2 separate regions of the Homo sapiens genome follow, and region 2 is linked to region 1. The links are chromatin loops, found by intact Hi-C in ENCODE. Cell type or tissue: IMR-90. All regions are shown on one strand. Each heading gives the region's core, and the rest is flanking DNA. Links, peaks and the distances in the headings are about the cores only. Region 1 overlaps ERRFI1 (ERBB receptor feedback inhibitor 1). Region 2 overlaps CAMTA1 (calmodulin binding transcription activator 1).

What was found. Hi-C counts contacts between places; a loop is a spot of excess contacts. Peaks named below come from ENCODE experiments on the same cell type or tissue, not always from the same donor. Only the 100,000 strongest peaks of a DNase experiment are listed, where the experiment ranks them.
Region 2: it touches region 1 in a loop (16-fold over the local background); 2 of 110 quality-filtered maps call a loop at or near these places.

What each region holds. Positions count from the first base shown.
Region 1 is chr1:8,018,443-8,022,826 of GRCh38, reverse strand. All of the region lies in intron 1 of ERRFI1 (ERBB receptor feedback inhibitor 1), which reads left to right. Among named protein-coding and RNA genes, the nearest start is that of ERRFI1, 5.7 kb to the left of the region's middle. In IMR-90, for the core only: no CTCF peak of the experiment used is centred there; a DNase peak (open chromatin) is centred at 2,536; H3K4me3 peaks cover 737 bases.
Region 2 is chr1:7,665,321-7,669,704 of GRCh38, reverse strand. All of the region lies in intron 9 of CAMTA1 (calmodulin binding transcription activator 1), which reads right to left. Among named protein-coding and RNA genes, the nearest start is that of VAMP3, 100 kb to the left of the region's middle. RefSeq lists enhancers at 1-526, 1,695-1,884. In IMR-90, for the core only: a CTCF peak has its summit at 1,977 (motif pointing left); DNase peaks (open chromatin) are centred at 1,034 and 1,954.

The DNA.
Region 1 (4,384 bases), core at 215-4,214:
TAAATATTTGTGAAAAGAATTAATCCTTGCCCTCTAAGAATTTTTGAGCTGAATGAGCACTATGAGTTGAGTTTCTGTTCCTGCCTCTGCTATTGACTAGCACTTAGGTCTTGAGCATTTAACTTAACAGCCTTTTGCTTCAGTTTCTCCATTTATAAACAAGAATGTTACAAGGAGAAATGAGGTTGTTGCCTAAAATGAAGATACTATAGAGTGGAGAGGTAGTGAAAGTGTGGGGAAAATGCTGGATTATAGTACAGAAGAGCCATGATCGCCCTTTTGCTTATAGCAAGATATTTAACCTCACTTTGTTTCCTCATCTGCAAAATGGAGATTCTAATCCCTGCCTCTTCTTACAGGGATGTTGTGGGGATCAAGTGAGATAATGTGTAAGAAGGTGCTTTGTAACTTGTTGAGTGCTTTACAAATATAAGGTATGCTATTGTTAAATTCCGGATTTTACAATACAGTGTGATTATAATGCCATCATTGGGATCCATGCTGTGAAAGCATGTTAAAAGGAGGCCCGTTGGGTATATGTAGTAACCGCTTATTACGAGTAAAAACAGACTTGTGTTATATGAAATAACCATGTTGTAAAGAGTTCTGTTGTGGTGGGGCATCCGTGGATCGTTAAAGACTGAGGGCTTCAAAATAGTTGTTTGAAGTGGTAATAGAATGTCAAATTGATGCCTTAACCCACCCATTTTAGAGGATACATAGGCCAGATCTACAATTAATAACTTTTAATAGGAGAATTTGAGGGAGTTGAAGTGAAACAGGAACTTTCATAGGCTACAGGTTACCCAAGAAAAACTATTACCAGTAAATCCATAAAAAAGGATCTGTGCTACCCTTACAAGTTGAGCAGTATAGTCAGTCGGATCCTACTTCGCCAGTTTAAAAAGCCGTAGGGACAGGAAGAGGCAGTGTGGTGTGTTGGTGAAGGGCCTGGACACTGAGGCCGGGCTGTCTAGTTGAAGTCCTGGCCCCATTGCTCACCAGTTTTGACCTTGAGCAAGTTCTTTAACTCTGTGCCTCAAGTAAGTGAGAGTAATAATAGTAGCCCACCTTATGGCATTGTAGAGAGGATTAAATGAGTTCATACACATAAAGCACTTAGAACCATGCTTGCCTGGCAGTTGTATGTCCAGTGAATGTTAGTTATCATTAATGGTTTTATATTAATTGTAACAATCTAGAGTTACCCATCGGGTAACTTAAATGCTTGTTAAATAAATTTGAAGTTTTAAAGACTTGCGTCCCATCATTAGACCATTGTGCTCGTTGTCTTTAGATTAGAATTCACTTTTATAGTAAGAAATAATCTATTGTTATATGTCAAAAAGAAATAATATTTTTCTCCCCTCTGTGTGTATATATAGTTACTGATTGTGCTACTCTGTAGGAGAAATACAAAGGACAAAAGAATGTATTCCTGCTATCCTACTTTTCTGCTGTCACACTAAAATTGTGTGGGAGGCTTAAGTGAGTTGAAAGACTGGATTATGGTAGTTGAGGGAATGGGTTTTTTGTTAGTTTACCATTTTTTAAAATACTTAGCTAGAAAGCATTCTGAATTATTGAATAAATTACGTCATTTATTTTTTATTTGACAGTTTGAAGATAAATTATTTTCTCTGTTGCCTCTATTTCACCACCTACAAATGGTCCATTATGTTCTGGACATGTTTAAGAGCCTCTGAGGAATGGAGCTGCAAACACAGACACAAATGTTCATCTTTGCCACACTGAACTATATTTTAATGTTTACTGAAGCCATCAAGCTTTTCTTGAATTCATGCAGGAGTATTTTAATTACATTAAAACATGGCATTATTTTAAAAGTAATCTATGTTTTTAATTTAAAGGCTACTTATGCTTACCATGGTAGAGAGTACAACTAAGGAAGTTTTCTTAACTTGCCTCCCTCTTTCTTTTCCTACCCCTACCTAAATCATAGGCTATTAAAATGAAATCTGGGCCGGGCGTGGTATCTCACGCCTGTAATCTCAGCACTTTGGGAGGCCGAGGCAGGAGGATCACCTGAGGTCAGGAGTTTGAGACCAGCCTGACCAATGTGGAGAAACCCCATCTCTACTAAAAATACAAAAATTAGCCTGGCGAGTTGGTGCATGCCTGTAATCCCAGCTACTCGGGAGGCTGAGGCAGGACAATCGCTTGAACCTGGGAGGTGGAGATTGTGCTGTGCACCATTGCACTCCAGCCTGGGTGACAAGAGTAAGACTCCGTCTCAAAAAAAAAAAAAAAAAATTGGTGTTTTTTTGTTTGTTTGTTTGTTTTAATTTCCTCACAGGTGATTATTTTAGACATTTTAAAAAATAAACATGCAGAGATTGGTATATTTGGGGAGGATCTAAAATCATGGAGTTTGTCATATTCCTAAATCAGTTTCCTTTTATAAATTTTGCCTTTAAATGTAGTTACCTTATTATCTTCCTTGGTTATGGAAGTACTTAATGTAGGTGATTCTTAAATGGAACTGAAAAGACCATTTATCACCCTGAATAAACAGAAATCAGGTTCTAGAACCAGATTGAAAGGAGGAAATTACATCACACTCTTAAATAAGGAAGCACTGGGCAGAACTGGATGAGTTGTATGACAAAAATGTGCCCCTCCTCCTCCCATGGATGGCTTCTGAGATTTATTAATGAGATCTGGTGGCCAGGTAAGCATATCTAGGTTACTGCCTTAAGGTAGCCTGCATTTTTCTTTTTTTTTTTTTTTTAAGCAGTTTCAAAGAGACTGTCCTCAAGCTAAAGGCATATGATTTCACCTTAATGAAGAAGGTGCAGTGTGCTTTTGGTGTAACTTTTTTAGAAAAATGAAAGTCACCTTAAATTCAGCAGCAAAAACACAGTCTAGAAGGAATAGTGTTTTAAGAGAAGGCAAAACACTGTTTTAAGAAAGTACCCCCCCAATTGCTTCAAGTAAATATACTGTAACAGAAACCAGTTTAGAAAGCTACACTGTTAACCACTGAAGCTTATAATTTTTACTCAGTCTACAAACTGTCTTCTTTGAATTCTGGAAATGAATTTCATAAAAATTCCTTCCTGTTACATATCCTAAGGTTGTTACATTATTATTGGGCAGTCGCCTCACTCCAGCACGCATTAACTTTATCCTTTATAAATCTGCTTCTCCCCTGAGCTCTTCACTGACTCACAGTGTATGTGAATCTTTCATGTCATTACTTTTTAAAAATGAGATGGATATTTTCTCAGTATCCATTTAATAAATAATAGACATGAATGATGCCAAGATCTACAGGGGGAAAGCATAAATCAGACATCAGTTCTGTCCTAGATGATTTGAAGAGTGGAAGGGGAATTGGGGCCCAGCACAAAATAACACAAGAACAGAGCACCGCTGCTCCAGTGTTTCATGAAAGGGAGCGGCTTCATGGAGAAGGCAGGGTAGAGCTGACCTTAAAGGATGAATCGAATTGTAACAGAGATTTGGGGAAAATAGAAGCGCGCTTGAAAATATAGATTAGGTTTATATTGTGGAGGCCCTAAATTGCCAGGCTGAGGAGGTTTTATTTAGGAGCCTTTGAAGGTTTTTTGAGCAGCAGCAAATCTTAGCTTGAGCTGTTGTTAAGGAATATTGACTTGGTACTAGTGTTGTAGAATAGGTTGCATATTGCCAGACCCCAGGAAGAATGATGCCTGTCAATGGAAGGGTAAGATTTGAGAAACCATGTAAAAGTAGTCTGTGGAACTTGGCAATTGAATGTACATGGCCTCAGGTTAAAAATGGTGCCTTGAGAAGTGTGATCCTCTTAGACCCTGAACTGGTTTGGGGAGTGGGGAATGGAGTATGAAGTGAAAGGAGGAGTTTGGTTTGTAGAGTTTGAGATGCCAGAGGGCCATCCAAGTGGAAAGATAATCACCAGACAATAGGAAATGCAAAGTTGAAGCTTGAGCCAGGCTGGAGTCATTGATTCAGGAGCTGTCTATGAGTTGAAGCTATACAAGTGGATTAATAAAAGGATAACCTCAAGAAGCAAATGATTTTAGGGCTTCTTTTTTCGTTGAATTTAGAAAAGAATCAAGTTAACAGGAAAAGGTGGTTCACATCTGAAATTTGGTATTTAACTGCATTTTAGACCCACTAAAAAAGCTAAAAATAGTTGATGAAGTTTGGAGAAGTTATGCTGAAGGTTATTTGGGTCCCCGTCTAAACCATGCTGTCTGGATTCACATTCGCTTTCCTATTCTTGGATTCCATAACATAATCCCATCTTGTACTTTTTAGATACTGATTTCCCCACATAGGTACATTTTTGCAATTGTTTTCCTCTAATGAGTTGTAAGACAGATAAAATGTGAAAAATTGGCATTAAACATCACTTGGG
Region 2 (4,384 bases), core at 72-4,071, 350 kb after region 1:
ACACCTTTCCCTGCAGTGGGGCGGAGAGCTGCTAGGTCAGGGCGGAGAGCACCACCTAGTGTCCAGGCTGGAGAAGGCCGCCAGGCAGGCTGGAGCCTGGGAGGTGGGGGTGAGGAGCTGCTGTGAGCCCACCTTCCCCACTGCTCCAGGCCAGAGAAGTGATTCCCTACCCCCCAACTCCGTGCCAACCAGATGCTCCCTACTGGTCAGTCACTCATTCTTGCTTGGCCTCTCCTGGGCCCTGGCCCACCCCTGCCCTGGAGGAAGCCCCGGCCTCTACAAGGAGCCTGCCCTAGGCGCCCCACAATGTTCCTGGAACCCAGGCCTGGCCCAGGGCATCTGCAGCAGGAGTGAGTGTTTCCAGGGATGAGGTGGAAGTAGCTCCTCCCATTGCCCAGCCAGGAAAAGAGACTTCTTCCACGGAAGGGGCTCTCCCAGGCTGGAAAGCATATTCCACCCCTGCTCTTGCATGAGCCTGGCTCTGGCCTGGGAGGTCACTTTACTGCTACGGCAGCAGAGAGAGCTCAGGACCGAGAAACAAAAGCAGGAGGCCTGCTCCTGCGCCTCAGTAGCTGTGTGTCCTCAGGCAAGTGGCCCAGCCTCTCTGGGTGGCATCTCCTTGCTAGGGGCCCTTCTGACCACAGCATCCCTTGTTCTGATGCCCAGGGATATTTGCAGCTCCGTGGAAGTGGCGGGGCATTGGGGGGAGTGGGTGCCTGGCTGAGAAGAGTGCCGGCGGACAGGTGGAGCCTGACTTTGGGATGTCTGGAAGCACCAGAAGGCCAGCTCAGGGCACCATCCCCCAGGATCCTGGGAAGTGGAAGAGCAGTGACTTCAAAAGGCCACAGACAGTTACCATGTGAGAAAAAGGGAAAAAATAATAACCGCAATCAACAGCTGCTAGCATGAGGCTGGGGCTGCTGCCGGGAACAAAGAACTGCAGAAATTACTGGAGAACATCAGGACCTTCTCCATGGAAACCGCCGCAGGACAGCTCAGCATCCATCCATTCAAGGGATGGTTCCCATGGCAACAGCCCGCCTGGCTGCGCTGAACTGGTGGTGACGCGCGTGCCTGAGGCTGTAATTGCAGGCTCTTCTGCTGCTGCAGCAGGAGTGTCAGTGGTGGGAGATGACGCAGGAGGGTTTTGGGGGTGGGGAGGGGGCACGAAATGCCATCTGAGGTCTCTGAGTCCTGAGATAAAGGGCCCATGTCTGATGCAGCCAGGGCAGATGCTGGGGCATAGGGGGACGCCTCTGGGGTGTGTGGTGGGTGTGTGTGTGTGTGTGTGTGTGTGTGTGTGTGTGTGTGTGTGTTGGTGACCAGCTGCAGCTGGAGGTGAAGGGGTGGACAGAGATAGGAGAAATGGGAGCAGCCTGTGGGAGGGAGGGCCACTCAGAGAAGAGACAGCAGGATGGCCCCGGCCATCGCATTCCTGCTAGGTAGATGCATTGAGGTTTAGAGCTGGGTGGGGGTGCTGAGTAACCGTTTAGCCAAACCCCATTTTGCAGACTGGGAAGTAGGGCCCAGGCCGACGAGCCTGCCTGTAGAGCCCTCCCTGAGCTTGGCAGAACCTGGCCAGATTGGACTCCTGATGCAGTCAGTGCACAGACAGGCTGGCAGGGAGGGGACAGGACGAGGGCCAGACAAAGGGAGAGAAGTGTCAAGAGAGAAGGTGCTCTCTCCTGTAGAACCCAGGATGGGGGCACCCCTGCTGTGGTGTGGAGACAGTGGCCTGGGTAGGAGAGGACAGCAAGGAGGAAGGGGCCCTTCACAACCTCTGAGGCCTCACTGTGTGGCCAGGTGGGGCCCCAAAGGGCCTAGCTGGGTGGCTTATGCGCATTTTCCAAATCAAGCTGAATTTCAGCAGCTTTTGGTTGTGGGTAACTGGAAGCATTGAGGGCTTCTGGAAAAGCAAGGCTGGCCGCTCCCTCTGCTGGGCTGCCAGGCTGCCAGGCTGCCATTGCGTTCCTGTTCCTGGGCCGCCCTCGTGTGGCGAGCTGCTGAACTGCAGGCCCAGAAAGGACAGAAGGAGTCAGGCCTGCTAATGTCCCACTCGCCAGGACACCCAGGAGGCTGGGGTGTGGGTCTGCACCCAGCCCAGGGCCTGTCTGACAGGCCAGGACCTCGGGAAAAGAGGGGACCCTCCTCCCACCTCCTGGCTTCTGCAAGACATTAAGGGCTCCAGGGCGCCTCTAAGTGTCCCGAGGACCAAATCTCCCAGGTCCTAGGACTGGGAGTGCCTCGAGGCCACCCCCTCTCAGCCATTTACACGTAAGGAAACTGAGCCCCAGAGAGTCAGGTCTCAAGGAGCCAGGACCAGAAGACAGCTCTGACCGTCCCCCCGCACCCTGATCCTGGCCTCCTCCCTGTCCCTTTGCATCGCTTTCTTAAGCCCAGGGTCAGGGGGCACGGGGAAGATGCCCAACTGGCCTTCATGGGGTGGGGTGGGGGGTGTGGTGGGCACTCCGAAGGTGCCATTGAGCTCAGAGTCACTGATAAGATTAGGAGGTCAGGGCCGGGTGTGGTGGCTCATGCCCGAAATCCCAGCACTTTGGGAGGCTGAGGTGGGCGGATCACTGGAGGCCAGGAGGTCAAGACCAGCCTGGGAAACATGGTGAAACCCCGTCTCTACTAAAAATACAAAAATTAGCTGGATGCAGCAGGGTGTGTCTGTAACCCCAGCTACTCGGCAGGCTGAGGCAGGAGAATCGCTTGAACCTGGGAGGCGGAGGTTTCAGTGAGCCGAGATGGCGCCATTGCACTCCAGCCTGGGCAAAAAGAGTGAAATTCCTTCTCAAAAACAAAACAAAACAAAACAAAACAAAACAACAACAGCAGGGGGGTCAGAAACACGGTCACACCAACCTATACCAAGAGGAAGCCCAGTCTGATCCTTCCGGGCTCTTCCTATCGGGGATGGGAGAGCTGGGGGTGTCTGTACACAGATTTTCTTAGCTTTGCCAGCGGGGAAGAAGGGTGAGGAAGTATGAGCCCCCTTCTTTGGTGTTCTCCAGCCGAGTGGGCCGTGGGCAGCCACCTCCCAGGCAGTGTCCAATCAGGGCCCGTGGTGCATGTGCTGGTCCCTGAGCACCCAGATGGGCTGGGTAGAGGTCAGGATGCACGTGCTTGTCTGCACTAGGTTATTTAGGGAAAGCCTGGGCCACTCTGTCCCCTTCCTGTGCTATTCTGCTCTACAGAAAAAGCAGAGATTCCTCTACTGCTTGTGTCCCTCAGGCAAGATGCTTTGGTCTTTGGAGTAGTGGTTCTCAAAGTCAGATCCCCGGGAGCTGAGGCGGCCTGGGGGCTGGGGGAGGGTGCACGTTGGAATCCTGCGTCCTATGACCTGTGTGGAATTTTGCAGAAGGCCAGGTTTACTTAAGAAGGATCTTCAGGATGACTCTTCAGAAGCTGTGCCCTGTTCAGTTTTGAGAGAGATTTTTGGTTTTTGGTTTTGTTTGGCTTAGAGAAGTAGGGTGAAGGCAGTGGATGTAGACGATCTATGATGGTGACTTTTTCTTTCTTTTTTTTTTTTTTAAGACAGTTTCATTCTTGTCGCCCAGGCTGGAGTGCAGTGGCGTGATCTCGACTCACTGCAACCTCCACCTCCCGGGTTCAAGCGATTCTCCTGCCTCAGCCTCCCGAGTAGCTGGGATTACAGGCACGTGCCACTACGCCCAGTTAATTTTTTGTATTTTTAGTAGAGACGGGGTTTCACCATGTTGGCCAGGCTAGTCTCGAACTCCTGACCTCAGGTGATCCACCCACCTTGGCCTCCCAAAGTGCTGGGATTATGGGCATGAGCCACTGAGCCCGGCCAATGGTGACTTTTGAATTTTTTTAAGCAACCCTGGGACCCCTTTTCAAAAAAAAAGCAAAGCAAAACATAGATGGACTCAACACATAAATTGAGAAACGGCAGACGACTCTGGCTGGAGCTGGGGGAGCATTTTGCTTCCAAGGATACCCTGACTTTCTCTCTTTTTTTTTGAGACAGGGTTTCACTCTGTCATCCGGACTGGAGTGCAGTGGTACAACCACAGCTCACTGCAGCCTCAACCTCTTGGGCTCAAGTGCTCCTCCGGACTCAGCCTCCAGAATAGCTGGGACCATAGGCAGGCCCCACCACACCTGGCTTATTTTTTTAATATTTTGTTGAAACCAGTTCTCACTACGTTGCCCAGGTTGGTTTGGAACTCCTTGGCTCAGATGATCCTCCTGCCTCGGCCTCCCAAAGTTCTGGGATTACAGGTTTGAGCCATGGCACCCGGCCAAAGACCCCCTGACTTTAAAGCTACTTGCCCCAGTGAAGTTTGAGAACCACTGCGTGAAAGACGGAGGTGTTCAAGCGCCGTGGGGACACAAGGAGGGGAAAGCATCATCT